Linked DNA regions of Homo sapiens: region 2 is linked to region 1. A link is a contact called in ENCODE Hi-C or POLR2A ChIA-PET data. All regions are on one chromosome and are shown on one strand. The core of a region is the stretch at or near the end of the contact, and the rest is flanking DNA. Distances in the headings are between cores, read along the strand shown.

The links. Hi-C counts contacts between places; a loop is a spot of excess contacts on that map. ChIA-PET counts read pairs that join two places held with the same protein, here RNA polymerase II (POLR2A). Pooled maps may share reads with other maps.
Region 2: a map of heart right ventricle shows a loop between it and region 1 (3-fold over the local background). The contact joins two enhancer-like sites. A Hi-C loop is called at or near these places in 8 of 168 maps with a recorded cell type or tissue (K562, Right ventricle myocardium inferior, cardiac septum and 4 more) and 6 of 50 pooled maps. POLR2A ChIA-PET finds 5 or more read pairs at or near these places in 3 of 52 experiments (K562, RWPE1 and WTC11).

The regions. Positions count from the first base shown.
Region 1 is chr1:10,819,952-10,825,145 of GRCh38, reverse strand. No RefSeq gene overlaps it. Among named protein-coding and RNA genes, the nearest start is that of CASZ1, 26 kb to the right of the region's middle. RefSeq lists enhancers at 1-176, 177-694. Within about 2 kb of position 2,013, at least 5 of the 41 ENCODE cell types and tissues checked have a DNase peak (open chromatin) inside an H3K27ac peak, as active enhancers do; they include heart right ventricle, where a contact is called at or near this core.
Region 2 is chr1:10,858,315-10,863,508 of GRCh38, reverse strand. No RefSeq gene overlaps it. Among named protein-coding and RNA genes, the nearest start is that of CASZ1, 64 kb to the right of the region's middle. RefSeq lists enhancers at 1,578-2,079, 2,459-2,959. Within about 2 kb of position 2,575, at least 5 of the 41 ENCODE cell types and tissues checked have a DNase peak (open chromatin) inside an H3K27ac peak, as active enhancers do; they include heart right ventricle, where a contact is called at or near this core.

The sequences.
Region 1 (5,194 bases), core at 764-3,263:
TCAACACACTCCCACGGGGTGACTCACCCGAGAACGAGAGCCGGGATCTGCCCTAGCACATTCCCACCTCCCGGCCTGGCAGCAGCAGCCCTGCTGACCTGAGCGCCCAGGAACGGTTGAAGGGGGGTGCCGAAGAGGGGGGTGCACTGGCAGTGGGGAAGGGTCTCACAACCGCTGCCCACCTGGCCAGACTGTGGTGCCTCAGGGCAGCTGCCTCCCGCAGCTTGAGGGTCCCTGATGCTTAGAGGGCCTGGGCCCCAGGGGACACCCACGGTAGTGTCCTCAGCCTGGGGGCAGGAGAGTGGAGCTGGGAGTGGGAGTGGGGCGTGGGGCCGGGCGCCACAGGCTGGGAACAGCTTGCAGGTTTTACAGGTCACATTATCTTTTATGGGCATCCTAAAAAGAATGTCAGGCACTAGAGGGTTTTTTTTCCCCTTTTCTTTCTTTCTGTCTCTCTCTCTCTTTTTTTTTTTTTTTTTTTTTTTTTTTTTTTTTTTTTTTTTTTTTTTTTTTGACTCTGATCACTGCAGTTGCCACTGCAGGATTTTTATCGCAGGCCTGGTCCCTGAGGAGCCAGGCAGCCCCACTGGTACCTGCCAAGGACTGGGTGCTGGGGGAAATCGGGGTGGGTCGGGGTGGGGTGGAGCAGCGTGGCTGCCGGGAGCAGCACGCTCACTTCTTCTTCAGATGGAAGGGCCTGTGTCTCCCCCATCAAGCTAGGACAACAAAGGGCCCATGTCTCCTCCATCAAGCTAGGACAACAAGCTCAACTTCCAAGTACAGCCTTTTCCTCTCCCCTCTACGGATCTCTGCCCGCAGGAGAGTTCAGTCCATGGTGGGGACTAATTCACTTCCAGCATCAGCTCTCTGGCCCTGCATCTCCTAGATTAGGGAGTAGAGAATCCCCATGAAGACGCTGGCTCTCCCCACCCTTTCCCCAGCAGCTCAGTGCCCCTGTGGTTCCATCTGCAGCTGATCTCACTCCCAGGAAGCTGCCTGGCCCCTGGTATCCGCAGAAACCAGCTTTGGGGCCCAGAGGTCCTGCCTGGGCAGCCTCATCTCCCTCACCTTTCAAATGGCTTGGGTCCCCCAGAGCCTACTGCCTCAAGGGCATTGTTTTGGGGGCATTGACTCCCTATTTTTAAGGAAAGCACCGTTCTGGAACTGACAGCAAGATCTACAAGACAAGTATGTGTGTGTTGGAATGGTGGGGGATGCTGGGGAGCACGTTCAGCCAAGAGAAGGACATTCCAGGACTCTCTCTTTTTTTTTTAAGACAAAATTCCACTCTGTTGTCCAGGATGGAGTACAGTGGTAGGATCACTGCAGCCTCTGCCTCCCAGGTTCAAGCGATTCTCCTGCCTCAGCTTCCCGAGTAGCTGGGATTACAGGTGTGCACCACCACGCCAGGGTAATTTTTGTACTTTTAGTAGAGATGGGATTTTCACCAGGTTGGTCAGGCTGGTTTCAATCTCCTGACCTCAAGTGATCCGCCCACCTCAGCCTCCCAAAGTGCTGGGATCACAGGCGTGATCCACTGCACCCGACCTCAAAGACTCTTTGAGTCGACATGGCATGGTGGTTAGAGATATTGATTTGAGGTCCCAGCTCCACTGCTTACCGTCTCTGAGCCTGGCTTTCCTTACCTATAAGACGGGGATGATAAACAAGGGTCTCAGCCTCATTAGGCTGCTGGGGAAAGTCACTGAGTTCACAGACCGTGGCACACAGTAAGAGCTCAATAAATGCGTATGATCATAATTGGTGTTCTTATGAATCAAGTCTGGGTACAGCTGAGCCGCTGCTTTCTGTCCCTGGGGACTCCGGAAAAGGAGGTGTGGGCTGACGTGGCAGCAAGACGCACCACGGTGACATGGCAGGAACAACGCCAGGCCATGATACCAGGCGAGGGGGCCGGGGGTGAGACAGCTCTTTGCCCTGAGATGGTTAAGAAAGAGGAGAGACTGGCCAAGAAAGTGAGTGCCGCCCAGGAAAATTAGGCAGCGGGCCTGATGAAAACCAGGCAGCGAGCCAAGCGAGAAATGTGACCTTCCTTCTGCCTCTCCTTTTTCTTTCCTCAGAACCCGGGGAGGGGTGGGGCAGGATGGCTGCCTGCAGCTGGGGCTTGGGCTGGAGGTACCACTAGGACCGATGGGGTTGGGGGCATTGTCCAGGCAGGGAAGGAGAAGGAAGCCTACGGAAGAGGAGAGGAGGCCGGAAGAGGATGTAGAACTGCACGAAGCCGGCCAGCCGAACTTGGCTTTAGAATCAGACAGGTTTGTAGGGCCTGCTGGGATCCTAGCAGAGCTCTATTATATGCCAGTCATTTTACCCACAAGAAAACAAAGACTCAGAGAGGTGGGGTGACTTGCCCAAGGTTACACAGCAGGCAGAGTAAGAGCCCTGGCTGGAACTCGGGGTTCCTGGCTTTCAGACCCTTCTGACTTTCCCTGCTCTGAGGGTAGCCCAGAGAAATTCAGCCCTTAGCCCAGTGCTCTGAAGGCCTGGTTTTCTCAGGCTGGGGCAGCGCAATGAGAGCATGAGGTCTCAAACCTTCTCCCCCAACTAAGGGTGGCCGCTACCCAGGGTGCCCTGATGGTGGCTCCAAGGGCCCCCTTCAGTCTAGAGTATCTCTTACAAGTTTATGTAAGTTTGATGTGCTATTCCATAAGGGATTTGTGTTGCTTAAATAAAAGTTAATGCAGGTCGGGCGTGGTGGCTCACACCTGATTTCCAGCACTTTAGGAGGCCGAGCGGGGGAGAGTGCTTGAGACCAGGAGTTCAAGACCAGCCTGGGCAACATGGTGAGACCCCATCTCTACAAAAAATTTTTAAAAATTAGCCAGGTGTGGTGGCAAGCACCTGTGGTCCCAGCTACAAGGGAGGCTGAGCCAGGAATCACTTGAGTCCAGGAGGTCGAGGCTGCAGTGAGCTGTGTTCACACCACTGCACTCCAGCTTGGGAGACAGAGTGAGACCTTGTCTCTAAAAAAAAAAAAAAAAACAAAAGTTGGCCAGGTGCGGCGGCTCATGCCTATAATCTCAGCGCTTTGGGAGGCCGAGGCGGGTGGATCACTTGAGGTCAGGAGTTTGAGACCAGCATGGCCAACATGGCGAAACCCCGTCTCTACTAAAAATACAAAAATTAGCCAGGTGTGATGGCGGGCGCCTGTAATCCCAGCTACTCGGGAGGCTGAGGCAGGAGAATCGCTTGAACTCGGTAGGCGGAGGTTGCAGTGAGCTGAGATGGTGCCACTGTACTCCAGCCTGGGCCACAGAGCAAGACTCTGTCTCAACAAAAAAAAAAAAAAAAAAGAAAAAAAAGAAAAGTTAATGCTCCCCCACCCAAAATTTAAGAAAGAAACTGATGGATTGGGAAGACGTGCCAGTTTATCCCAGGGCTTCATCTCCCCAGAGTGGGGCCAGCTCTGCCTGCTAGTGAAGCTCACAATTAATGATCCACTCAGATGTTAGTTTCTTAAGGCCAGGGATTTTGTTAGTTTGGTCACTGCTGTGTCACCAGCACTCAACACAGGGCTTGGCACATAGTAGGTGCTCAATAAATATGTGCTGAATGAATGAGTGAATGAATGAGCAAGGTTGTCCAGAAAGCCTGTCTAAGGAGATGAAGTTCTAGCTGAACTCTGAAAGACAGAGAGGCATTTAATTGGCAAAGAGAGGAGACAAGCTCTCAAGCCAGAGGGAGCAGCTAGTATGAGGGTCCCAAGACAAGAAGAACCAGTGTTGGCGTGGCTGAAATACGGAGTGTGCTGAGTGGGGCGCGGTGGGGGACTGTGAAGCTCAGCTCCTTTCCTTACGCGCTGTGTGATTATTGGTCCTTTCTAAGCCTCCATCCCTTGGTCTGTCAAATGGGGTATTACATTAGGATCCATCTTTCGGGAGTGGGGAGGACCCTGGAGTTGATGCACAGAGCCTGCCTGTGGCCAGTCCTGAATACCAGTAGCCCACAGAAGAATAACAGCAGGCTGGGTGCGGTGGCTCATGGCTGTAATCCCAGCACTTTAGGAGGCCAAGGTGGGCGGATCATCTGAGGTCAGGAGTTTGAGACCACTCTGGCCAATGTGGCGAAACCCCGTCTCTACTAAAAATACAAAAATTAGCTGCGTGTGGTGACAGGCACCTGTAGTCCCGGGTACTTGGGGAAGCTGAGGCACAAGAATTGCTTGAACCCAGGAGGCAGAGGTTGCAGTGAGCTGAGATTGTACCACTGCACACTAGCCTGGGCAACAGAGTAAGACTGTCTCAAAATAAATACATAAATAAATAAAATAATAGCGGTGATTATTATCATTATTCCAGTGAGCTTCCATGCTTCATTTCACACCGTACCCCCAGGCCCCGTCCCCAGCCCAGGCCAAGCTGCGGCCCCGGGGTGCCCCCTTCCTGTTCCCACCCCTCTTGAAGGTCAGGCCTCCCCAAGGTTATCTGTGTTTTTCCCTGGATTCTGTGAAGTCACACAGGTCACACTCTGGGGCTGAAAAGTGTTGCTTTTTATAGCCTTCCCTGATGGCCAGGAATGCCTGTGGGGCCCGTCCTAGGGAGTCCTGTCCCCGGAGCAGAGACACCTCCAGGGGTTGGGGGCTCTTCAGTCACACCAGCCCAACACCCCAGCAGTCTGGGGCCCTCTAGGCCAGGCCCCCACCCCAGCCAGGTGTCAGAGTGGCGGGGAGGCTGGCCAAGAAGGTCAAAGTGCCCTGGACAGAGAGCCGGGACTCCTGGGTTCCAACTCTGGTCTTGGGCAGCCATTATCCCTCTCTAGGCTTCAGTTTCCCCATCTGTAAAATGGGAACGTTGGGCCTTGCCTGCTTCCCACGGTGGGGAAGTATCCGGAGGCTTGGAAAGAATGGGGCAGAGGGTCAGCGGGTCCCCCAGCTAGGCCCCCATGATGGCAAGAGAGGGAAAGGGACAAGGGCAAAGCCGGGCAAAGACGGCGTCAGAGCGTCATTGATTTTGTGGAAGGATGCGGTGGGAGGAGGGAGGTGTGTCTCTGTGTGGCCGACACCCTGCCCCCTCCACCTTGTTTCCTCCTCACCCTGAGCCTTGCAGGAGGCACACTCATCACACAGCTTACTGGTGGAGAAACGGAGGCTGGCAGCATGGGCTTGGTTTTCCCAGGGTCACTGGCTCCTGTCCCCGGTTGGGGCGTCTCAGCAGGCAGCCCTAGGTGATGGCTG
Region 2 (5,194 bases), core at 1,326-3,825, 38 kb before region 1:
CTGCACAAAAGGTGGGGTGCCCAGGTCGGGGCAAGTACACCAGGAGTTCAGAAGAACATCCTTGATGGTGTGAGCAGAAAGATCCAGGGATCAGGCTGGGGACCCGGGTGGACAGTGAGGGGCTCGTGTACCTGCAGCAAGACATCACTGGGGGAGCAATGAGGAGACAGGCGCACACACACACACACACACACACACACGTGCACACATTCAGCCAGTGGAAGCCTGGGTCTTTCCTGAAGGGGGGAACGTGGAGCACTCTCCCAGGGTGACATTGTTTCTCGTTCCACGCTAAGGAGCATCTTTCGTGTGAGGCGCCCAGGTGCCCAGCCGGGAAGGAGACAGGCCAGACGCGGCGCACATGCCTCCCAGAGCCCCCAAGTTCTTCCTGCTCTCCCTCCCTCAGTGGCCACGGGGCCCGAGTTCAAATGTGTGTGCAAAAAGGACACACGAGGAGCCCCCGAGACAGGCTGCAAACCCCCTCCTGCCTCGGTTCAGCATACAAGTGCCCTCTTAGCAGATTCTGTCCCCAATGTGGGAACATTTGGTCAGTAACAGAGTCACTTGCCAACGCACTAAAAATAACCCACCAAGCATATCCCTGCAATGGCAGGAATTCTGGCTGGCCCTTGTTCTGCCCGCTGATCAGGGGGCCAGTGGGGGCACAGATCCCCACTCCCACTGGGGGCTGGGGAGGGGGGAGAGGGGGCAGACTTGGGGGATGAGGGTCTCCTTCTCGGGTGACTGGTCCTCTGTGCTTAACCTGCATTATTCTTGCATTTAACACTCACAACATCCCTACTAGGCAGGGGTCGTTAACGTCCCATTGTATAGATGAGAACACCGAGGCTCAGAGAGGTGAGGTCACCAGCTTTAGGTCTCAGCTCTGTCCTGACACTCACGTCTGCTCTCTAAACTGCTGTGCTTCCTGACACTTGCCCTTCACAATTTAGGTGAATTCCAGGAAGGGTCCACATTTCAGCTGCGGACGGAAGGGAGTTTGGGATAAGGATAGGGGCTTGGAGGCCTTGGGGGGCTGGGGGCTGTGGGGAGGGAGAGCTAGAGTGGCCCCAGCTCTGCCTCCTCAGCCCTGCTAAGGAGGACAGTGTTCTGCCTATTAATCATGTTTCATTTATATTAGCTTGACTCGATCTACTGTATATTTGAAATGGATTTAATTTTAGATCACGCACTATGGAAGGGGGCCAGTTTGGTGTAAGGAGCATTATGAATATTTTCCATAAGCTGGATATACATTATCCAGGGACAGATATATGAGCAGCAGCACAGGGCTCCTGGCTGGGGGAAGGGAGCTGCTCTCTCCTCCCTTCCCCCGACTCCCCTGAATCCCAGGGTCACAGGGCTTTGGAGGGACCCATCTTGACACCCTGCCCCTGTGGGTGTGGTGGGCTGTCAGCCCCATCTTTCCCCTGCCTGTGACCTCATCCCCATTGACCTCAAAGCCGCCGCTTCTCCCAGCTCCTTGCCGACTGGCAGGCCTGAGAGATGTGTGCAAGGTGGGAGGGGCCCAGGACCGCACCAGATCCCAGGGCCAGGGGACACTGGCCTGACCTGCTCTGATTCCCCAGAGCTGTGGGAGGCACAGGGCATAGCCTGAGATACAGACCAGGGGGTGGGACTTGGAGGAGAAAGGCATCAGAACACCCACCTTCAACCCTAAGCTCTGATGGAGGAGGAAGCCAGGTTCTCGCTGGCAAGCTGATGGGTGGCACCTTCCAGCTCAGCCAAGCAGCAGTGGACAGGCTACACCTTCCCGAGAGCCCCCAGGCCTGGGCTGGGATGCCCCTTTCCTGGGGGCTGGCCGTGGGCCTGAGTCCTGAGGTCTTGTCCCTGACAGAGGGCATTAAAGCTAGAAGGCCCCTCTTGAGACAGCCTGTGACTCCAGACTCAAGCTGGGGAAACTGAGGCCCAGAGAGGATAAGGGTCTTGCTTAGGGTCGCAGAGTGAGCAGGGAAGGTGCACATAGGCACTTACTTGCCTAATGTTTTCGTGCTGTAACGTGCTTCCCTTGTTGGTTCTCCTCTGAGCCTCACACTGGCCCTGCCCCCTGAGGAAACTGACACTCATGGTGGTCGAAGGAGAAGCCCGTGGACGCACACTCACACTCACACTGGGGAACAGCAGAACTGAGTGTCAGAGGCCTGCTCCGCAGCTCTGTGTGAGCCACGTGTGGCATCGGACTTTACGGACAGAGGAAACCATAGCTTAGGAAGGTGATGACATTCATATCCACACCTAAACCTTTTCTCTTCCTGCACCTCAAATCTGTGCCCCCATTCCATTTCCTTATCTAGATAAGTGGCTCCACCATCTCCCAAGCTGCACATGACCCAAATCCGGCTTTCATCCCTGCCGCCACCTCTTCTCCCCCGCCACCATCACCACGACTGATCAGTCTTCCCGTAACTGACCCTCTCTGGTCTGCCTGCTTTTCTCCTTCACCCCCATCTCCTTTACCCAGGCTGCCACTGTCTCTCCCAGCCCACCGCATGGGCCTCCTGGAGTGTCCACAGAGTCTCTGCCAACTCCAGTCTGTTCCCTGCACCGTGGCCAGAGGACCTTGTTTAAACACAGCACAGTCACATTGCACACTCCTCCTCTTGGCATTCCTAGGACCAAATCCTGAATCCGGACGCTGGACAAGAAGGCTCGCCAGAGAGTGACTCCTGCCCAGTTCCCCAGAGTCACACCCTCCTCCCGCCTCTCCACCTCCAGGGTCAGCTTCCATGCCTTTCCAGCTCTTTACCTGCCGTGCGCCGTGACCCTCCACTCCAGGACCTCGGCACACACTGGTCTCTCGACCTGGACCTCTGCCCCCTTGCTCTGTACCTGGGGGTTGAAGGGTTTACTCCTCTGCAACCTGCAAGCTCTGTTTTGACTATTCCAGGGAGGCTCTCTGATCACACCTACCCTTCCCCACCCAAGTCTAGCTCAAGACCTACTTCTGCCTTTTGCAAACCCTGCAGCCGTAAGGGGATAGCTGGGGATGAACTCTCCACACCCAGCCGCTTTGGAAAAGCGCTGGGCCTGGAGCGGACAGGTATCAGCTGCTATTCCGTCCTCCCCACTACGGGCACATCCATCAGCTCCTCCGTCGGCGCAGAGTATAATACACCCGTCACCCACCCCAGCCTGGGCTGGCAGCCTTTCAGAAGTGGCATGCAACGTTTCTCTTATTCATTCTTAATTTAAGGTTTTGTGAGTTGTAATAACCCCCCTTCCCCCCAAATCACTGGGGATGGGGACCTCCGTGTCAGCCCCGGGCCAGGAGAGCTGAAGGGTAATTGCATTGCACATATGCTAATGGTTGTCTGGAGAAGACAATGGCAACAGGGGGCCTGGGATGGGGCCTATCTCAGTACCTAGAGTACCTGAGGGTGGGGGAGTGTGGGCTGGGTTTGGGGGACTGGTGTTGCAAGCCAGATGGGGGCATTGAGGGCTTGTGTGCTCCGCAGTCCGTAGTAGAGAAGATGAGAGAGGCTGGGAGTCCCAGTCTAGGGGGCTTTACTGGAGACAGATGCCCTGGAAAGGGCCTGAAAAACCCCTTTCTTCCTCCAACTCCTCCTGTCCCACCCCAGAGTGCAGGCTGCTCCCCTCTTTTCTGGGACCAGAGATGGCTCTCAAAGAGAAGGAGAACTGGGGCACATGGATGTTGCACTGGGCACTCAAATCCTGGTCCTGCCTCCTACAACCTGTGTAGCATCAAACAAGCTACTGAACCTCTCTGAGCCTCAGTTTCCTCATCTTTAAAAGTTTTTGTTTTTTTTTTGACAAGGTCTTGCTCTGTTGCCCGGGCTGGAGTGCAGTGGCGTGATCTCCACTCACTGCAACCTCCCCGTCCTGGGCTCAAGCAATCGTCCCACCTCAGCCTCCAAGTAGCTAAGAGCACAGAGGAGCACCATCATGTCTTTTTTTTTTTTTTTGAAATTTTTGTAGAGACAGGGTTTCACCATGTTGCCCATGCTAGTCTCGAACTCCTGGACTCAAGCGATTCACCCACCTCAGTCTCTCAAAGTGCTGGGATCACAGGCATGAGCCACTGTGCCTGGCCAAAAGTCTTTTTTCTTTTTTTTTTTTTTTTTTGAGACAAAGTCTTGCTCTGTCACCCAGGCTGGAGTGCAATGGTACGATCTTGGCCCACTGCAACCTCCACCTCACGGGTTCAAGCAGTTCTCCTGCCTCAGCCTCCCAAGTAGCTGGGATTACAGGCGCCCGACACCACTCCCAGTTAGCTTTTGTATTTTTAGTGGAGATGGGGTTTCACCGTGTTGGTCAGGCTGGTCTCGAACTCCTGACCTCAGGTGATCCAACCACCTCAACCTCCCAAAGTGCTGGGATTACAGGCGTGAACCACCATGCCTGGGCAAAAGTCTTTTTTTACTCGTACCTGCCTCTAGGTTGTTCTACGCTTTAAAAGAGATAAAACACAGAAGCAAGTTGCAGAGCACTTAGCATAGATAGGTCTTCAACGAGTTAAGTGATGGCTGAAGTTTTTATGACTATTGAACTAAGGTGGGTCTGCCCACAATCTGTGATGAGCTGGGGTGTGGGACTCCTGACTTCCTACCTGGAAGGGAGGTGCTTCCAAGATGGAGAGAGGGTCTTGAGGCACCAATGTTCCTTCCTCGGAGGTCTTCTGCCACCTCCCATCAGAGGAGGCTCCTTCTCCCTTTCCCTCTCCCTTCGCCCTGCAACATGCTCCTGCTTCCTTCACTAATTCCAGCTTGTGATGAGATATTTGTTTTCTTGCTTATTGTCTGCCCCCTCTCCAGACTGTGGGTTTATCATAGTGCCTGGAAAAGGCCTGGCACATAGTAGGTGCTCAATACATATTTTCCCACTGAAGGAGTGATTGATTGACATCCATGCAGAAAAGTGGGGGGTGAGGGCATGTGGATCAGAATTCAGGCAGGGGTGGTCTCCTGGACCCATGTTCCCTCTGTCTTGGACCTCAGGAATGACACCTGTCACTCACCTGCCCTGCCCTCCCTAGGGCCCCATGCCCGTTGTGTCACTGGCATGGACCTTTCCTACCTCCCTGTGGATTCAGGGCTGATGGGGAGCCAGGACGCCCTCTGGGCATGGGTGTGGAAAGGACGGTGCTTTCCAGGCCGCTGTCCCCAGTGTCCCCTCCCAGGCACTTCCCTCTTGGTCTCCACCAGGCCACGCAAGG